Linked DNA regions of Homo sapiens: all the other regions are linked to region 2. Evidence: chromatin contacts called from ENCODE Hi-C or POLR2A ChIA-PET data. All regions are on one chromosome and are shown on one strand. The core of a region is the stretch at or near the end of the contact, and the rest is flanking DNA. Distances in the headings are between cores, read along the strand shown.

Region 1 (4,658 bases), core at 280-2,779, 390 kb after region 2:
TGCCAATAGCAACACTCCTCAGGCCCCTCAATGACTCCCCAGAACACAGTCTTCATGAACTTGCCCAAATGACTGGAAGACAAGGCAAGTACACAGGGTAGCGCTGAACATAGCCTTGTGGCAGCCACTCAGCTCCTTTCATCCCGAGCTCATGCTTTTTCAAAAATTGGAACTGAGAGAGCAGTTACATTTTGAGGCTGCCTGTCTCCACGACTGTACATCTTCCATAAAGCTATTGCTTAAAGAAGAAACCTCACTAGGCTAAATGGTCCCATAAATATCCAGCCAAAGAAAATCTTGGTATTTATGAATGAAGAGAAAGTACGGGGGAAGACCATTTTCCACGATCTATAGCATGCCAGGATTCACTATCTTTGGACCATGCAAGAGTCTATGAAATAAATTTGCCTTTGTCAACTCTCATACTTGAATTACAGGGTCATTTATCAGAGCACAGGGGTTTGCGAGTCCATGGGTCACATAAGAAAGCCCATGCATGAATGTAAAGCACGATCTCTGTCTCTACTTATACACAGAAAGGTGAGCCACAAAAGGAAACTTCCTCCAACAGTCTGACAAGCAGGATATAAATAGAGATTTGCAGAATAGCCCAAAATAATTCAGGCTACCTGTAAATTAGATGGTAAAAAGTCCAGAATGGGGGAGAACGTAGGTTCCCACAGGTCACAAGAGGAGAACATGCTTTGCCGTCTCACCATGCGGTAGCTGTTTGAAGGCGGTGGGGGGTGGGAGCGGAGACACAGAGGGATGAGGGTGTATGATTCTCAAAGTCTTTTAAACAGAGCATTTTGAAATAGGACTTTTCAACAGCAAAATAAAGTATTACCCTCACATCAACATGAATTAGCATCTAGGTCCACTCCCACACATTACCAATGAAAGAGTTCAATAGTCATCCTTTGCTGAGTAGATATTTATGTGTCAGCCTGAAGTGTCTAAATGAGTGGGTGGTTTTGTGTGGTTGGTTGACTCACTCTGCAGAGAAGCAGATTTCTATGCTATTGTCATTACTAAGAATTTGAACATGTCTACCCTTTCTTTCCACTGGAGAGAAGTGAAATAAGGCTTCGGTGAAGGCAAAGCCCCTTGCTGAAGGAAATAGGACATACCTATGTCCCCAAGGATGGCCAACCACTTACACAGTGAAATGTCACCATTTTTTGAAAAATATAGTAATATGGCCATCTGTGGACTCATAAACTGAAGCAGGTGAATAAAATGCTGACTTTAAAACTTAGAATAATATGACACCCCAACTGAAATATTAACACTCTTAGAAGAGGGAATATCTGAGCTGGGAGGAAGCTTAGAGCTGTGTTGATCCAGAGGTCTCAAACTGTTGACCTGTGGCTGCATTCTTCCTAAGTGGCTTTTTTCCCCCTCTCCTCCCTTCAGTGTCCAAAAATTTTGTAATTAGTTACCAACAATTAAAAATTCACTGTTGCCAAACTGGAACATCTGGCCCCACTTGGGCTCTCATTCCCCTTAGCAACAACTGGCTGGGGCCGAGGGGCACCAGAGCGTGTACTTGCCTGTCTTCTCAGCCTCCACCCAGCCCACTTCCCTATCTACATTACCTGCCCCCACCCAAAGCACAGATTTTTTTTTAAACTCTCCTACAGATCATCACCTTCATTTTAACAAGGAGGAAATCAAGGATCCCAAAAGCTAAAGCGATTTGTCCAAGGTCAAATAGAGGCCAGAGTGAAACTAAATTGAATTTGGGGTTCCTGGTACCTATTTCAAGACCTAGTCCTTTATCATGCTGCAAAATAACGTTACTGATCCTCATTGCCTAGAGGGATCCTTTAGAGAAGGCTATATTCTATGTTTGCTTTTGGTTTTTGTTGGAGGGATAATTTGCCTGGTGTCAGGAGCTTTCTCACTGGCTTCCCAAGAGCAGAAATAGGAGCTGGGTGTGGCCTGAGCATATTTTGAAAGTGTGAACCCAGATTTCAAACTGACAGTCAAGTCTGTCACCAGACTGGGCAGTACCTATTGCAACTAACCACCCACAGTCAAAAACATAACTTCAATCCTTAAGCAGCACTCTCCAAATCATGCCCACTGAGTATTTCCCTAATTTTTTCTTCCTCCTTTCACCTAAACACCTCTAGTCACACAATGCCTTAAGTGACTCCAAGGGTATTATAAAGACAACATTACTGTAAAGTGAGGATCAGAATAATTTTAAGTACAGAAATGGAACTAGGAATGTAATCATGAGCAGGTGTTTGAAATGGCCTCCTGCAAAATGTAATATCCATCCATCTCAGCACTAATGAAACCATAAAGAAGCAGCTTTTGAAAGATGATGGTTTACTTTAAAAAGACTGTAAAACTGGATGTGGTGAAGAATCCCTTCTAAGAGCATTACATCTGGCTAATTAATAAAAAGTACAGTTCGTGTGTTCCATAAGCACAGGGGAAAAAGCCAGGCAAAAATGATGAGAGTGGCGTGTTTATTAAATTGGGATGCTGGCAGAGAAGGGAGTTTTCTACCTTGTAAATTATGGGCAACTCCTGGCCCATGGAAAAAAGCAGGCAATCAGGTGATCATTTGTGTGGTAGTGTTCTGAAAAGAATCTTGCTGACCCTAGCAAACTGGAAAGGGAAGTGAGGGAAATGGGTTGAGAGTTTGAGGCAATTGAAGAAAGTCTAATATGGTGACTGGTATCCAGCAGAGCCTCAGTCACTCATTCTTGGATGGACGGATGGACGGATGGATGGATGGATGGATGGATGGATGGATGGATGGATGGATGGATAGATGGATAGATGGATAGATAGATGAACGGATGGATGGATGAGTGGAGAGGAGGAAGAGTGGATATATTACACACACACATGCAGCACTGAAAAATTCAGGCGTGCCCCTAACCCAACCCATGGTTCTTCTGAGTGGCATTCACTTTCCTTGATTCAAATTTTTATCTGGTTTCCTTCAGTCCTCTCAAAGGCACCACTGATTAGCCATAATTCTCAAGACAAATGGGATTTCTCCCTACCAAAGTCTACTTACAGACAGCAAGTTCTATCACATGGTGAAGAGGTAAGAGTTAGGTACAGGGCACAGGAGGGACATTTGGTCTGGGCTTCATATTCAGAAAGCACCTCCAACCTCGACATTGAACCTGATCTCCAAATGAAGTTCAACAGGTGGTCACAGAGATACACCAGGAGGGTGGTAAAGAGGATGGGTTCATTATAAAACCTCAATGGTCAATTATAAACATGTCAAATATATCACAATTTTAGTGATACCAAATTGTGTGGCCTTTCCTTATTTTTCCCTTGGATTGGCCTTTCCTTATTTTGTAATCCAGTGGGAGCTTAGAATAAAGCAATGGTCCAGGCCTCCTTCTTTCTCTCAACCTGAAAGGAGGCAATATCAGCCATTTCCAGAGTAGAGAGTGGTCCCACAAGAAAGGTGGGCCTCAGAGATATTTTCCTGTCTTTAAATATTTGCCACCATATGTTGAAGAGAAAAAACCCTAGAGGACCAATCTTATTCAAAAAGACTTTTGAAATTTGAAACAGAATAGAACATGTGGTGGAGTGGAAGAAAGAAACCAAATATATTCACAGTTAAAGTAGCAATGCCAACCAATGAAAATGATTCGCCTACCATGTTCCAGATAAGAGGGCGTACCTTCCGAGGGGTCAAGCCTCCGAGCCCTCCGCCCATGCTTGGAATTATTATGGACAAACATGTTATCAGAGACTGCCAGGACATGGCCATCCACATTGACTGTCGTAGACACCACGACCTGGAGACATAAGAAAGAAATGAATGAACATTTTAATATAAAAGCGTGGTGGGTAATAAACTCAAGTTAAATAAATAACAGCTGGGAGCTGAAGAAAATTGCATAGCTATTTCACATAATAACTGGTGCTTATGCTGTACAAGTCTAACAAGAGGAGCTATTGATGAGTGGGTCTTTGGCATGGAACGCTTTTGATGCAGTTTTAAGTAAAATTGCACAGTTTATAGTTATACAGCAGAAGGTACACTGTTAACCATAATTTTAACAAGAGGATCTTTATTAGCATATTTTTTTACACAAGGGTGGTTGTGTTTCACCTAAATTACCCTTCAGTTTAGACACTGAAGCATATATCACAGTTGATCATGCAAATAAAAATCTTTTGAATCTTTAAAATATTTCTCCCCACTGTGTCAGGGTTAAGAGGATAGAGAAATGAAAAAGATTTCAGTAAGAGCAGGGATGCATTTTTCTCTCCTGGATGTCTTTTTGAGATTTCTTGTACGTTTTTCTTTCCACATTAGTTTGGTTCATCAGACCAAAGTCCCCCTCACTACTATTACCATCACCCCACCCCAAAAAATTCCTGCTAATTAAGGGTCTTAGATCTGTTTCAAATTAAAAAAAAAACTGGTGGGAATGGCCCAAGACATAATTTAGACACTGAAACCATCTCATAAAGTGACTGTGAACCCAGTTTGCCAGAAGAGACACAGGCAAAGATGTTGTCTCAGAGAACTTTGACTAAAACAATGAGAAGAAATGACCTACGCTTCTCCTTATATTAAATGGGGAAAGGGATTAAAACTGAAACCCACAGAGATATGTTTATTCATGCGACCTCTTACAACCAAATATAATAATTGT
Region 2 (4,890 bases), core at 1,061-3,560:
ACAGTGAAACCCCATCTCTACTAAAAATACAAAAAATAGCCAGGCATGGTGACGGGCACCTGTAGTCCCAGCTACTAGGGAGGCTGAGGCAGGAGAATGGCATAAACCTGGGGAACGGAGCTTGCAGTGAGCCAAGATAGCACCACTGCACCCCAGCCTGGGTGACAGATCGAGACTCCGTCTCAAAAAAAAAATTCTTATGTCATAAGTCAAGAGAGGATATTATCAGTATGTCTCAAGAAGTGATAGCATACATGCTCTGCAGGGTTTTAATAGATATGCTCAGAAGTGCTCCAAGCTAAAAGAGGCTGGGGACACTGGCTTAAACAACAGATTGTTTTGCTGCAGGACTTCTCCAGGCTTTAAATATGCTCATTCACACTGTGACTCTAGAAAACAGGAAAAAGTATGCAGCATTTTTAGACTTTTTTTTTAAACAATGGAACCTTCTCTCCCACTTCATCTACCTCCTCCCCTACACACACACACATACACCCACACACACGCACACACAATTAATTGTCTACAGAATAAACTTTGAGAAATACTTGCACTGGCTTGTCTGGTTCTCTTAAACAAATAGTATTCACCTTCTCCAAAACGTTTCATCCCAGTGATTAATAGTTTACTTCGTGTCTGAGATGAGTTTTACCGTCTTAGAAAGCCACATTCCTCAGATCTTAGAGGGAAATAAAATAAGGAAATTACCATCACATGAAGCAAACAGAAAACAGTTGGAATCATTTCAGCAGACCAGAGAAGAGGGTAGCAGACACTGTTGATACTACCCACCATCCATTCCTCCTTCCTTTTTCTTAGAGGAACCCTGACTTTGTTCAGGTATCAACCTCTCCCCCATGAAGACTTGTGCCTTGAAAAACTTGACCCCATCTCCAGCCCCAGAAGTGGGCCTGATTGGGTTACTAATAATCTCATTCCCCTTGTCTGTGATTAGTTCAGCAAGGGCACATGACCCAGTCCTGGTCAACATGTAAGAAGTCTGATTACCTTGAAGCCACCATGCTGTGAGGAAGCCCAAGATACACAGAGAGGTCATGTGTAGGGTCTCTGGGCATCAGTCCTAGCTGAAGGTCAGCCTTCACGTCATGCCAGCCTAGGCCTTGACATGTGAATGAGGAAGCTTCCAGATGATTTCAGCCCTAAGTTATTTTAGTGACCCTCAGCTGAATTATCCCAGCCTGCTGAGGTCCTGGACATTACAAAACAGAGATAAATCATCTCCACCATGTCTGGCCTGAATTCCTGACCCACGATATTTGCAAGCACAGTAAAATAGTGGTTGCTTTATGCCAGTCAGTTTTGGGGTAGTTTGTTATACAGCTATAAATAACTAGGACACCTGTCATTCTTAGTTTGGTTTCATAACTTAGTGGCTCATGGCCTAGGCCTCCTTTTTAAAACAAAAACAAAATTAAATAATTTTGAGAAGAGTTTAGATATTTTGTGATTCACCCTTTCCAACTCTGATGCAATTGGATACTCCCTGGTTGGAGATGGTGTTTGATATTTTTTCAGTTCAGTTTCCTCCATCTAGAATTCTGATATAGACATATAGATGCAGCTGTTGATACTCTGTATCTGAAAACTGATAGAATGTTCTGAAATTTAATTCCATTCTATTTTCTGTATATCTTTCTTGAGAGGTTTTAATTGTTAGGCAAATTTTAAACCAATTCTGTATAGAATGTATAACTAATTAAAGTCAAAGTAACTCTCGCACTTGAGTTTTGTATTTCATTGCCTTTGCCCTCCTACACTGTAGGAAACATTGAATAGCGCCAGGCTTTTGAGCATCTGGAAATCCTATACAATTCAGGCTGTGAATAAAAATATTCTACCATTTCCTGGCCATTTTGTTCTGTTAAATACCAAAATTGGGTTTATTCCTTTGTAAATGATGAAGAGGGGGCAGAAATGAATGTATATTTCTAAAAACATTTTTATGTTTTAGAAATGACCATACTGTTTCATAAAATAGCTCCACAAATTAAGTAATTTTGAAAATCTGTTTCTGACTAAAACCCAGTTCTAAAAATGAAAGCATTCATTGATTAATTCATGCATTCATTCAATAACTATTTATTGAGTATCCATTATGTGCTAACCATTATGTTGGGTAATGGGAATTCAGAGGTGAACAAACCCAAAGATTTCTCTTGGAGGAATTCTAAAGAGACATAGAAAATGTTTTCCTGGTGATTACCCTCCCTGAGCTTGGTTTCAGTCCCACTTCTGCAACAGCTGCAGAAGGTCTCAGAAGCACATTTGCAATATCTCCAGCTACTTTGTCACTGTTGGCAATAGGCAGGAAGAATCTTAGGTGGAGCTGTTCTTTTGCTAAATTAAACAATGATCAAAACTCTGCTCATTTTTTCCATCACTAAATGTCATCTAATTTCCCCTGGCTGTTAAGACAGTATGTGTGTGTGTGTGTGTGTGTGTGTGTGTGTGTCTGTGTGACAAATGCATAAAGGATCATACACACAGAAAAAAAAGCAAGTAAGAAAATATACTGGGTGAGGCATAATTTACCACACAGTTAAAAAACAATGTGTACTCAGCCCATAAAAGATATTTGCTACTTTAAGATGTTGCAATGGACATCTGTTGATTTGCCTGACCACCATATGTTACTTTTCCTAGTAACATCACCCTGTTTTTGTGTACAGAAACCAATTCTCACTCTGTGTTTTGAGTGTGGTGAACCCTACACCCCAGTTCTAGGAGTAGCCATGTGACATAAGCTGCCAATCACCATAGGACAATCCTCAGGCCACTATGATTGGCTTAGTGGCAACGACATGACTCAAGCTAGTCCAATGAGAGCTTACTCCAAGATCCTAAAACAGCCTGAATAGAGACACCTGGTCTTCCCAAGTTGCTCTGGGATTGTGACAGGATATGATGTATCCTTGGGGTTCCTGGCTGCCATCTTGCTATTACATGGGAAGATTTATCCAGAAAATGGAGCCAACTCAGGAGAAGGTAGATCTGAGATAAAGAGAGAAAATCACATCCCACAATATTTAAGCCATTTTGCCCAGACTGAAAATTTCTTAACATTTCTTTTTTTGCTGTTTTTTTTAATTAGCAAACCTGCCAGTTTTAGTAACTTCTGTTTCTCTAGATGTTTGCAAACTAACCAGTGTATATCTAGTACTTAAACATGCACTTTGCTTTAATAAGCTGCCTTTCAAGTCATTAGAGAAGGATTTAGAGGTTAAAGAATGATGTGGTAGGTAATTTATGTTTGAATCAACCTCCTCTTTTATAGACTATGTTAAAAAGTGCCTATAAATATTTCTTCTTGGCATCTTCAGCAATCTTAATGGGTTAAGTGCCCAGCATGTTCTACATGAGGTTCAATTCACAGTGATGTACCTGAGCAGGAATGGACTTCCCTCTTACTTACCATTTCCGTTCTCTTGTTTCCATCACTACCTCAAAGTCTGTCTCCTCTGCAGTTCAGGCAGTGTATCTCTGAGAAGGTCACTAAAATATATGTTCCTGGGCCAGGCGTGGTGGCTGTATCCCAGCACTCTGGGAGGCCAAGGCAGGTGGATCACCTGAGGTCGGGAGTTCAAGACCAGCCTGACCAACATGGAGAAACCCCATCTCTACTAAAAAATACAAAAATTAGCTGGGCATGATGGTGCATGCCTGTAATCCCAGCTACTCGGGAGGCTGAAGCAGGAGAATCACTTGAACTGGGGAGGCAGAGGTTGCGGTGAGCCGAGATGGCGCCATTGCACTCCAGCCTGGGCAACAAGAGCGAAATTCCATCTGTGTGTGTGTGTGTGTGTGTGTGTGTGTGTGTGTGTCTGTCTGTCTGTCTGTCTGTCTGTTCCTGGCCTTAAGCCCTTGCTCCCACTAGGGGCTTAAAGATTCTGATTCCTGTAAACCTAGGTGGGAATCCAGGAATACCCATTTTTTCACAAGCGACCCAATAATCTCACATGAGGTACTCCTTGTTAAGTACTGGTTTAAGGAATTAGAATCCTAAGGGAGAATGGCTGGAGGGATCTTTACGTATAATCTAGTATAGTCTTAACCTCCAATATTAATTTCAGAGGTTGAGACCCAGAAGTGAAAGTAAATGGTGTCAGCACTGGAATGCAAGTCTGTTAAATTTCTCCAAAACCCTTTCTACTGCACTTGTATGGTCTTCACATTCAAACCTGAAACAGAATGCAGTTGTGCTCTCCCCAATAGTCTGAACTCAATATTAAATTTTTAGAAAAAGAAAGAGGATGCAAGAATAATGTGAGACCTCTTAGCTGGTGGATAATGCTATCCTGATGTGGTCTCTGATCAGTTATTTTGCTTATAGGACAGAGAACATCTGTAATGATAACCTGGCTGCAATTTACTGAGAATATAATATGTGCTACGCACTGTACTCATAGATGTATTCTTTCTTTTAAAGTTCAATCGTGCCTAGAAAAGAGGCACTAGCACTGCCTCTGAATGTGAAAAGTGAAGTGAAGTAATTTGCCCCAAATCACTCAGCCAGGATGCAACTGTGATTTCAATCCCAATAGGCACTGGTAGCATGCCTTTCTCCCTCTCCTTTCTCTTTCTTCTCCTTTCTCTCCATCTCCTCCTCCTTCTCACCAAGGACTAGATCCATGACCTCAGCTGGCAAACCTACAAATATGGACGATTTGTCATAAGACAAGAGTGGCTGGCAGTGTACACCATCCCCATCTAGTACTTTAGAATGGAGTGAAAAGCTTTGTCTTTTCCAACAGAGCACATGTTCTAAAATAAAGCCTTGGAAAGTTCAGCTGCCTGGGGCATGTCAGAGATCATTGAGCTTGAATCTCTGGAAGTAAAAGGCAAAGTCTAGGATATACTTAATGATGAGGA
Region 3 (4,537 bases), core at 308-2,807, 440 kb after region 2:
AGGTATACAGTGAGAAGTACCACCACCAGCAGTATGCAGATCAACAGTGAGAAGCTGCGAGTTGGCTAATATAGGTATGGGAAAGCTCACATCACACACATAAGGGAACACAACCTGTATGATGGAAAGAAGGCTAGAGAGAAAATATTGATCAGCCTAAAGAGAGGAGATGGAGGATTGTTTGTTAGTGATTTGTATAGAGTTGGAAGTTCCTAGGCCAGAGGAAAATTCATGAGTTTCCACTGGTAGAGGAGAAAACTAGAATATATCAGCAGATTATGAGCTGCCATGAATTTTTCTGTTTTTCCTCTTTAAACATGGATACTGATAATGAAATACCAGAAAAGTACACTCTGTGGTGAATCTGGCTTTTGATATTTATTAACATTAAATGGACTTTTGCAACTAAATAACACCAAAAAAAGAGAGAGGAGATACAACTATAGTATGTTCCTATAGCATGTTCCTACCCTCAAATAAATATCAAGAATATAATCTATGTGGAAGAAAGATCAAGTTGGCAGAAAAGGGAAAGGAGAATTAGGAAAGCAAAATAAATAGGTGCAGAGAAACTGTCACACAAGTGAATTGAGACTCAGTATTTAATTAGGGACAGCAAGCTTGCAAGGCTCTTGGTAAATGTCTACCGAAACCAACCACGTGTTGGTTAACACTGAGACATACAAACTGATCAATAGTACAAAACAAAAGGGCTCAGGTATGCATGTAAAGTCATACATCATTTCAATAAATTACGCTGTGTGTAGACAGGTTTTTTTTAGAACGATCATTCTGAGATCAAGAGCTAAATCATCTCAGCCACATCTTGATTTCTGCAAGACTCGGCAGGAATTATGAGGCTTAACAGCATTCTGACAATTAGCATATTATAAATACAAAAATGATATATTAAAGGGAGAGGAGGAAAAAAAAGGCCAGTGTTTTACACCTACAGTAATATAATTCCACTACTTAATGCAAAGTAACAGGCCTCAGAGTGTTTGGGATCCTCTTGTATGGTGTTATCTTCTCTATCAGTAAATGAGACTATGTGAACAGTACAACCTATAAATAATTCAAGGCCTGAGATGGCAATTATAGAACCATGCACAACTAGCATGAATATTTTATGAAGGCTAAAACAGCTCTCAGAATGAATCATGGAGAGATGAACACACACAAGCACACACACACACATACACACACACACACACACACACACACACACACCAGGCAGTTTTGGCCAAATTGTATTTCCAAGACAAGGCCTCTCTTTGATCTCTAGAACACCTTTATTTTATGGAAACAGTGATGATAGTTACATATTTTTCTTTTCTTGAATTTATTTCCTAAAATCCAAACAGAGGAATGAAGGTATGAATTTGTCAATAGGGTAGAGGAGCTTGAAACCGAGGAAGAAGGACAAACAATTTTTAACCTGAACTTCTGCAGATAATTCCAAGTGATTTTTTTAACCTTTCCAAATGGACTCTACAAAAAGTACCAAGTTCCAATGTATCAAAATTGAAACTGAAACCAGTGTCACTTCATGACTCAAGCAAGAGCACTTCCTATCCGAAAACTTCCCTCATATACATAAGCTTTTATTTCTAATTAGTCCTTGAGGAATACCTGTAATCCCTGCTTTCACTACATTCATAAGACAAAACAAATATTACTGAGCCATAAGCCTGAGCAAACAAGCTACTATATTTAAAAGTAGCAGCCCAGATGTCATACTCTATTAGGAAATGAGCAATGCCTAAGTTCTGAGCTGTTTCTGTAACCAAAGGATGTGCACAGCTGAAAAAAATGAAATTATATGAATTCACGTCTTGATTTCCCTGTGCAATGTACTTGTGCTATTTGAATAAGAGTTAATATTCATTTGAATTTTACAGAGATTAGCATTCATCATTTTTACCTGCCTCCTATTTACATATACCCAGATGATATCCATGTGGTTACACAAAACACCATTGTTTTCCTAAAGTCAATTTTAGCATAATTCACTTTCTTAATTACAACCTAAAACTGTAAAGACTTTTCCCAGTCCCTCCACAGAAGAATCTTAAATTTATGACCCTTTTGGTATGAATATGTGTGCTTTTCACTTCATTACAACAACAAGAATGGAACTTTAGGACTCTAGGATCTTAGCACAGGAAGGAACCTTAGATATCTTCTGATCCAACTGCTTCATTTTGTGGATGCGAAAAGTTTAGAGGCCAAAAAACTGTTCCATGGCATATTCGGTATCACATGACTAGTTGAAACACTACGGCCAATAATATAAAATATAATAATATTAGCAGGAACAAAAATCAGTAACAACCTCAAGTATTTACAGTGAGCTTGCAATAAAGCAGGCACTGTACTTTGCAGGCACTGTCTCCTTTAGCCTCCCAATACCTCTAATAGGTAGTATTATTATTGTCTCCATTTAAGGATACGAAAACTGAGGCTTAGAGAGATTCATGTATCTCTACCCTCAATCCCACGACCCCTTTTCCCTCTAGTGTACTCTTCAGGAAGTTACATCAGAATTCTCTATTTGAGTCTTGGCTAGAAGAAACTTTCATTACATGGACCAGTTATTACTGGAGACTTCCTAGATGGGAGACACACTGATGTTTTCGGTCTCACTGAGCCTGCTGCTTTGTGAGACCTCCGAGGGCATAGAGAGAAAAGGAAGCTCCTACAACCTGTACTGCAAGAACTTCAGGAAAAACAACATCTTTCCATAAAAAGTTTCACGTTGCCCTATTATTCAGTTTAAGAAGTTCAGAGCCACTGTTCCATGGGCCTGCCTTTTGTGTTCAATTTGGAGGCATGAAAATACCTTTAGAATTTGTAAATCTCAAGGCAACCGAGTGAAACGCCACCTACCGCAGCAGCTGGAGGGCAGGCCAGTGTTATGCTTTGATAGCCCCCTTTCGATTGTATTAATACAAAGGAAATTAAAAAATAGCATGATTCTCTCCCTTTCTTCTGCTCATGCCCAGCTTTGGATTTTCATAATAGGAGGGTAACATTTAGAGGTCTTTTTTACATTCGTGCACTAACCTGGTACAAATAGAAGTAAGCTGTTTGCTGTTTTCTTTTAGGTGCTCCAAAATATGCATGACTTTAGACCACAAAGTCAGAGAAATACCCTGTTTTATTGTAAAAGTGTAAAGAACTGAGCAAGTGAACTGGCTTTTGGCATGTATTTTCTTGAAGCCTCTATCTCCACCAACTCCTTTTCCTACTGCACCCAGATTCACTTCAGTTTTCCCACAGTTCCAAGCCCACAGTTCCAAGCCCAACTCTGAGAAGGTGCTGAGAAGAGGAAATCCAGTAACTGAATAACAGCCACTCTCTGGACTCTTGCCCCTATTCTTTTTGTATCCTCTAGGGAGCTACAGTGTCACTTACTAGGTGCATGCCCCTGAATGGGTTAATCTTTTCTTTTCCTTATTTCGACAGCCATGTTTACCTTTTGAAAAGGCGAGCAGAGGCACAGTATGGCACTGGAGTGCTAACTGCTAACACATGGGCTATGCTACATCTCGGCAAAAATTTCTCTCATACTTGTACCAGCGTCCCAGCCAAGATCAACACCATGAGTTTGATTTTCTTCATCATGAATTGACAGCTTATTTATCTCCATGGAAGAACTTTCTAAGCCCTTTAGGCACCCAGGCAACTTAGAAGGCATTCAGCTGACTGTTCAAAAATATTATTGCTTCATCAAAAATAGAGACTAAATTATTTCATTCCTGTTAGGCTGTTCTCTTTCTAGAGAGACATTTTAGTGACCCTGAGTTATGATAATAGTTTATAACCAAATACTACAAACGCACACACACACACACACTTTCCAATTGGTATTATATTTTGAAAACCTTTTTAGACCTAATGTTATGCTGACAGTACTAAGTTTTGTGAGGATGCACAATTTCCATGGCTTCCTTTTCCAATAATGGTTGGGAAGCCTCATTAGAATAATTAGGAACGAAGTCATTTCCGGTCGCCATATATTGCTCTGGAAATAATAGCTTCCAGTGCCTGCAAAACCAGCAAGGAATAGAATGCATATGCCAACTCCTGAGTCACAATGGAAAATAACATAACTCCATGTTGCTGTATGGAACCTAAACCAACTGCAACTCTGTCAGGTGCTCACGTCCAAAGAAAACTTGTCACTGCTCACGGGAGAAGTTTAAATCAATTTGCAAGCAGAAGACAACCCAGAAAACACTAACTAATTGATTATGCAAATGCAGAATCCAAAAAGTATTTTCCCTAGTAATAAATCACCTATGACTTTGCAACGAACAGCAATGAGAATATTGACCTGCTTTGGAGTGAGGACAGATCTGTATATATAACTATCAGCAGGAAAAAAATGTATATGAGCATGAGAAAGTGGCATGGGAAGAGAGAGAGGAAAGAGAAAGCTTTACTGGTTAGATTGGAGGGACTTGTGACCACAGAGCCTCCCAAATCAAAGCTAGTGCCCATTTCTCTAAAAGTATCTCTTCAATTAAGGCAC

The links. A loop is a pair of places that touch in the nucleus more often than their neighbours do. ChIA-PET counts read pairs that join two places held with the same protein, here RNA polymerase II (POLR2A). Pooled maps may share reads with other maps.
Region 1: a pooled map shows a loop between it and region 2 (3-fold over the local background). The contact joins two enhancer-like sites. A Hi-C loop is called at or near these places in 1 of 37 single-sample maps with no recorded cell type and 5 of 50 pooled maps. POLR2A ChIA-PET finds 5 or more read pairs at or near these places in 1 of 52 experiments (GM12878).
Region 3: a loop to region 2 is called in a pooled map, with 2.9 times the contacts of the local background. The contact joins two enhancer-like sites. A Hi-C loop is called at or near these places in 1 of 37 single-sample maps with no recorded cell type and 5 of 50 pooled maps. POLR2A ChIA-PET finds 5 or more read pairs at or near these places in 1 of 52 experiments (activated T-cell).

What each region holds. Positions count from the first base shown.
Region 1 is chr5:158,819,527-158,824,184 of GRCh38, forward strand. EBF1 (EBF transcription factor 1) reads right to left here. Exons shown (of 16, transcript NM_024007.5): 8 at 3,650-3,791. Among named protein-coding and RNA genes, the nearest start is that of EBF1, 280 kb to the right of the region's middle. Within about 2 kb of position 1,530, at least 4 of the 41 ENCODE cell types and tissues checked have a DNase peak (open chromatin) inside an H3K27ac peak, as active enhancers do.
Region 2 is chr5:158,429,166-158,434,055 of GRCh38, forward strand. No RefSeq gene overlaps it. Among named protein-coding and RNA genes, the nearest start is that of LINC02227, 22 kb to the left of the region's middle. Within about 2 kb of position 2,311, at least 7 of the 41 ENCODE cell types and tissues checked have a DNase peak (open chromatin) inside an H3K27ac peak, as active enhancers do.
Region 3 is chr5:158,873,859-158,878,395 of GRCh38, forward strand. The region is part of intron 6 of EBF1 (EBF transcription factor 1); the gene reads right to left. Among named protein-coding and RNA genes, the nearest start is that of EBF1, 220 kb to the right of the region's middle. Within about 2 kb of position 1,558, at least 2 of the 41 ENCODE cell types and tissues checked have a DNase peak (open chromatin) inside an H3K27ac peak, as active enhancers do.